2 separate regions of the Homo sapiens genome follow, and region 1 is linked to region 2. Evidence: chromatin contacts called from ENCODE Hi-C or POLR2A ChIA-PET data. All regions are on one chromosome and are shown on one strand. Each heading gives the region's core, a stretch centred on a gene start or an enhancer-like site at or near the end of the contact. The rest is flanking DNA. Distances are from core to core; before and after follow the strand shown. Region 1 holds the start of SAP30BP-AS1 (SAP30BP antisense RNA 1). Region 2 holds the start of MIF4GD (MIF4G domain containing).

Region 1 (2,788 bases), core at 121-2,620, 410 kb after region 2:
GTTCTAGTAGTGACACCAGTCCTTAGCCCCACAGATTTTCACATCATTTCCCTCATTCTCATATTTTCTTCAGCTATATAAGTTAAATCCAGAAATAAGCACGTTACACTAGCAAAATCTGAATAGGTTTTTATAATTGAATGCTATGTCTGCAGTTTCCCTCTAATGAAGTTCTCTGGTGAACAGGAAATGGGCCATGTGCTTTACTTGGGTCAGAAGGAATAACTCGTTCTTTAAGCTCGTGTTCTTATTGGAAGTCCACATGGTTGTTCCCCCAGGAAGGGAGAAGAGCTGGGTAGAGTTCAGGATTTGGTAGCATTTTTTCTGTGAGTCCCCAGGAAGTCTCTAGGCTAAGGACAGGGAGGTAGCACCCACGGTTTGTGTGATTAAGCCTGCAGGACCAACCCTTTCAAACAAGTTAACTCAGATGTGACTCACTGGGGCCCCATGGACTCTAGAGCTGTTTCCCCTGATCGTCATAGGTGAAAGATAATAATTCTGGCTGTCTTCCCTTAAGTCCAGGGTTTTAATACCTGCTTCACTCTGACCTGCTAGAGAATCATTCCTGGAGGGGTGCTTTTCCTTCTTGGTCTTCACTGTTGGCTTACCCAGTGGTTGAACCAACAGCTTCCTAGAAACCGCTACCCTTTGCAGCCTCTTAGTCTAGAGGGAGAAGGTGGGAAGTTGGGAATAACTGGATAACTGGGCTTTTGAGCCAAACAGATTTGGCCTTGAATTTCAACATTGCCATTTATTGGGTGAGCTGCTTCATTGTGTTTTACCTCAGTTTACTCGTGTGCAAAATGGAAATAATAATGTCTACCTCATAGGGTTATTGTGAGACTTGAATAGTGTAGGTTAGCTTGTAGTGGGTTCTACGTTTAGGGTGTCATGTGGGGTGCTATGTGAGTGGGAGAGTATATGCTTCATCCTTCCATCCTGTTTTATTAGTCCACCTGCCCCTGTGTTCTATCTCCCATACCCTGTAATCTTTTGAGTGCTGATTAGAAGGGAACAAAATTACAGTATGACTCACCCAGGACCAGAGAAGGAAATGGCCCTTGACCATTGCTGGTTTGTGAGCCATCCACCACCCTTCTCTTGGAAGTTGTAATGTGGGCCTTGAACTATTGAGAATGCCCAAGCCTACGTAGCATTCGGCACTTCCCTGCGCTCAACACGATGGATGGTCTTCTTTAGGCTTTTCCTCAACAACACTAGGGTTGCCTTGCACAGCTGGGAGACATGGAATTTCCAGAAGCTCGTGGAGTGGCTGTGCTGGGAAGAACCTACCCCAGCCTGAGGTCTAGGGTTCTGGGGGTTCTAGGGGCCTGCTGGGTGATAACCGGATCTGAGCAGGAGTCAGAAAGGCAGGCAGGCCATGAAAGTCACTCTTCAATTGTCGCAAGGGAAGGAAATCCAAGCCTGCTTTGGCTTTGTCCTGCCACCTTCCAAGGAAGGCCTCACTACATCATAAGCTGAACACTGCTGGTAGAAGCGCTGGTAGTTGTTGGAAGTTGTGATCTCATGCAAAGGGGAACAATGACCATTATTCTCCCTCTGACCCCTCCTTGGCTCCATTGCACTGCCAGAGGGGCCTTCTTGATGGCAGTTGATCCAAGTAACCTGAAGCTGAGACTCCCAGAAGCCCCACCTCACTCCTGTGGTTCCACAGCCCACAGGGAGCCACCGCGTGTCTGGTACACCCTCCCATCAGCCGTGCAAGCCCCAACATACCTCCTTCCCTTCGGGCCAGATGCCATGGATTGCTAACTGAGGTGTGGCTGGGCCCCTCCTTCCCCATCTGGGACTCATTTCTTTGAAATTATATGATACAGAGGACTGCCTGTCCTTAGGGATCCAGCACTTCCGACCTTCGTTCTGTATTTTCATCCATGTCTCCTGAAATGCTGCTGTGTGATTTCTGGGTTCAATAGGATTTTGCTCATTTCTATTCCTAACTTTGGAGTTAGGTAAATATTTTCTGGGCTGTGCTTCAAAGATGCTTGCCTTCTTTTTGGCCCTCTAAGTAACTCAGTCCCCTTCCTACCGGTGTCGATGATGACCAGTTTGCATTTCTGTCACCCTGACTTTCAGGGACTGCGAGTATATTTGCCTGAGATGTTGATGTAACTAACTCCTCAGCTTGTCGGCCAGCCTCTCAGATGGAATGCTTTTGTAATTTGGTAGCCATGTAGAGTTGTGTGCCTTCCAGACTTGCATTCTCAACCTCACAAAGCTGTCTCTTTTGTCCTTGTCTGTCTCCAGGCTCCCCCCAACCCCCCAAATATATCAACCTAAAGCACAGAGATACTGTTCTTGTGGGAAGCCTTGAAGGGAAAAAGCCTGTCCTGGCCTCACCACCAAGAGCTTGACTCAGATCCTTGGTGTGAGGCAAACTCTGGACCTAGATACACCCGTTCCTGACACTCTGGGGATAAGACAAAAAGGGAATGGCCCTCTCTGACCATCTTCTGTAACTTTCAAGAAACCAAAAATCTTGAAGTGTCTTGAATCAAATGTAGATTGTACTTGGAATAGTCGGATAACAAAAGTCCCCCTTGGAAATAGCTCCCTGCATTTACATTGAAGTCTAGTTGGTTGTAACATGTTCCATGTAACAACATCAGGAGCCGTGCTGAGTCACGTGGGCTTTGTAAATTTAGCCAGATTTTTCAAATAGAGAAACTGTTTCCCTTCCTCCTCCCTACCTTGTCTTCAGTCTACAAGGCCAATTCTATAGCCGGCTTAATAAGTCTTGGCAAACTCCTGTTTCACCCATTCCTAT
Region 2 (3,047 bases), core at 487-2,986:
TCAAATGTAAGCGCTTCAAGGGCAGGAGCCGTGTTCTTTTTTTTATGGTTAAACTTTTTTTTTTTTTTTTTTTTTTTTTTTTTTGAGACAGGGTCTCGCTCTGTAGCCAGGCTGGAGTGCAGTGGCAGGATCATGGCTCATGGCACCCTCACCCTCCCAGGCTCAATCAATCCTCCCACCTCAGCATCTTAAGTAGCTGGGACCACAGGTGCCTGCCACTATGCCCGGCTAATTTTTCTTTTCTTTCTTTTTTTTTTTTTTTTTGTAGAGATGGGGTTTACACCATGTTTCCGGGACTGGTCTTGAACTCCTGGACTCAAGCAATCTGCCCACCTTGGCTTTCCAAAGTGCTGGAACTACAGACATGAGCCACTGCGCCTAGCCCTATGGTTAAACTTTTAAAACAGTCTTTACAGTCTGAGAGGTGACTGTGATTCATACTCCAAAATAATGGCCTCAATGTAGCTTGTCTTCCAGTTCAAGAATTACGTTGCCGACTCCTATCGTCAGAGAATGAGGGGAGGGGTGGAGGCATTCACCAGGCTCAGCCTCTGGTGCTGCCCACAGGGGCCCTTCTCTGTAGCTCCTGACCCCAGCTCAGGAGGGGTCCCGTGCTCACCTTTGAGTGCTGTCTTCAGCAGCTGCTGGGTCTCTGCATCAAAGGACTGGATTTTATACTCCTCTCTACTGGGCTCCCCCATGACTAGCCAGCCCCGGTAGCTCTTGACTGGGCTGGGAATAAGGACAGCACCTGAGGAGAAGAGGCGAAGGGAGCGGCCTCAGGTGTGGAGCGCAGGGCGGGTTCCGTCCTGCAGGCCCTGGACGGGGCTGACGGCGCGCTCGGGACAGGGACTCCTGGGCGGTCCGTGGCGTGCGGTGGTTGGCTGAAGGCCCACCAGGCTTGGCTTCTGGTGGGGACTGGGCATCAGCCAGGCACCTGCTGCTCAGTTTAGAAATCCCTCGCTTGTGGGATTACACAAGAGCGAGAAGCTGAAGCAGGAAAGCGCCCACCCTCCAGTCCCAGCAGGAGGCAGGAGTAGACTGGGGCAGGGTGTGTGCGGGCGGACGTTACAGTTGCTTAAATAAACCGGCCTGACGTTGCTGGCCCAGGAAGATGCCGGGTGAGGGCCAGGCTGGGAACTCCAAGCGGTGCGACTCTGTCCCCAGCAGGTCTCCGAGCCCCTCTCCCCAACCCTCTCTTTCTGGCTTTCGCCGAGTCCTTCGGTCTCAACACCCGCCGCTGCATCCCCCGGATGGGGCCGGCCTGCGTGGGTGGGGACGCAGGCGCCCTGTCCGCCGCCCCTGCCGGGAGCAGCCTGAACTCCCCAGACCCGTGCCAGCTTCTCCCTGGGACAGGCTGGTCGGATCGGCTCCCGAGTGGCAGTAACCCGGCCCTACGCACTCGAGACTCCTAATTCCTGAGCTCCATTCTGGAGCCTTCCTCTTACTGGGGGGCAGGATGATGCGCCCCGGAGAGGTGGCTCCCGCCGGAGGCTCCCCTCTGGCCGTAGGAGGCGCCTTTAGGGTCTCCAGCCCTCGGCCGTTCCCCCCGCGCCCGGAACGCCCCTCCCGGAGGCACAGGGCGGGCTGCGGAGCCCACGGCCCAGGGTCCCGCGGGCGGGAGAGGCGGCGTGGGAGCCGGGACCCACCTGCCGGGCCGGTGGCGCGCGCGCGTGCCCGGGGCCGCTCGGCGCCTGGGAGCGCGCAACCAGCGTCCGGCGCTGCGGGGCCCGCCGTGAGCTCATCTCCTCGCGCGGCGCCGGGGAAGGGTCGGCTCGCCCGCGCCACCTGCCGGGCCCCCGGGGCACTGCCCTGGCCTCCAGGCCGCCCCGGAAGCCGCGCCGCCTGCGTGGGACCCTGCGACGCTGCCACCCAGCCGCAAGCGGAACTCGCTTGGCTCGTCACCCCTTCACCCGGTGCGCCTGGGCCGTGTCCGGGCCCACGCCGGACCCGCCGGCACCTCGATCTTGCGCGTGGCCCCGCACCCAGCCCTCCCCGGAGCTCAGGTGCACTGGGCCGGGAGACACCGCTGGGCTGCGCGGCGTGGGAAGAGCCTGCAGAGCGCGTGGTGGGGACCTGGTGGCAGGAGGAACAGCATCAGCCCTGGTCGCACCACTTTCCCCGCTCCCCCAACCCAGGTAGAGAAGGCAGGGGCTGCAGGGCCGGGGCCAGCCACAACCCTCTCCCGCTCCAAGGAGGACATGGGCGAAGCGAGTTTCAGGTCATAGGGGCAGCCCCGAGAAAGGGGCCCCATTGGCAACTCGCGGCCGTCGGTTGTTGCGAATGCCCCTGAAGTGGCGCGGACCCCACCGCCCGGCGTCTGCCCTGGGTGACAGGAGGGCACCTAGAAGTGGGGGAAGAACTGCCGCCGCTCCTGCCGCGCGACCGGGAGGAGCGCTGCCGGCGCTGCCCGCGTTCTCGCCTCCTTTTAAAAGAACCGCCAAAGTGGTCACCGAAAACGGAGGAGGAAGAGAACGCTCAGCTGCAGCAAAAGAAACCAATGGGCAGGAAAGATGAAGAGAAGAAACTTTAACGGAATTTCATAAAAAATGCATTCAGGCAGCTGCATCCTCGTGGCCCCCGCCGCAGCCTGGACCTTGGGAACCAGCAGCCCAGAGCCAGGAAGCCCCAGCATTCAGGGCCCAGACAGACCCCAAAATCCCAGACCAGAGGCAGGGAAGGATGGTGCGAGGAGGAGCCCAGGACCCACACGCCAGGGCCAGGGCCAGCGCCGGCTCCCAGTGGGTGCCTCTTTCCAAGGCTGGAGAGGGAGGCAGAATGGAGGGCTTCCCAGGTCGGAGCAACCCTACAGGCCGGGCAGATGGAGGGAAGGGTGGAGGTCATGTTCTGGAGACCTCCCCTCAGCCTGGAACTGGTTTCTCCTCTGCCTCTCCGCCTGTGGGTGTCCCTCTGCTCTGGTAACACCCCAGGCACCAGCTGTGCCCTCACCAGGCTACGTGCCCGCCCCTTCCTTCTGCCATCCCCATCAGTGGGCTGCTTCAGAGCCACGGCCCTTCTGGGGCTACAGGGGAGGATGCACCCGCAGC

What was found. A loop is a pair of places that touch in the nucleus more often than their neighbours do. ChIA-PET counts read pairs that join two places held with the same protein, here RNA polymerase II (POLR2A). Pooled maps may share reads with other maps.
Region 1: a loop to region 2 is called in a pooled map, with 2.3 times the contacts of the local background. The contact joins the promoter of SAP30BP-AS1 here to the promoter of MIF4GD in region 2. A Hi-C loop is called at or near these places in 5 of 50 pooled maps. POLR2A ChIA-PET finds 5 or more read pairs at or near these places in 4 of 52 experiments (BJ, Caco-2, Panc1 and 1 more).

What each region holds. Positions count from the first base shown.
Region 1 is chr17:75,683,429-75,686,216 of GRCh38, forward strand. It overlaps SAP30BP-AS1 (SAP30BP antisense RNA 1), which reads right to left and starts at 1,371. Exons shown (of 2, transcript NR_186496.1): 1 at 1,037-1,371; 2 at 115-350. The region is part of intron 3 of SAP30BP (SAP30 binding protein); the gene reads left to right.
Region 2 is chr17:75,269,495-75,272,541 of GRCh38, forward strand. It overlaps MIF4GD (MIF4G domain containing), which reads right to left and starts at 1,737. Exons shown (of 6, transcript NM_001370592.1): 1 at 1,650-1,737; 2 at 620-751. The coding sequence starts at 701. It overlaps MIF4GD-DT (MIF4GD divergent transcript), which reads left to right and starts at 1,805. Exons shown (of 1, transcript NR_036520.1): 1 at 1,805-3,047. RefSeq lists silencers at 1,304-1,373, 1,484-2,143 and an enhancer at 2,652-3,047.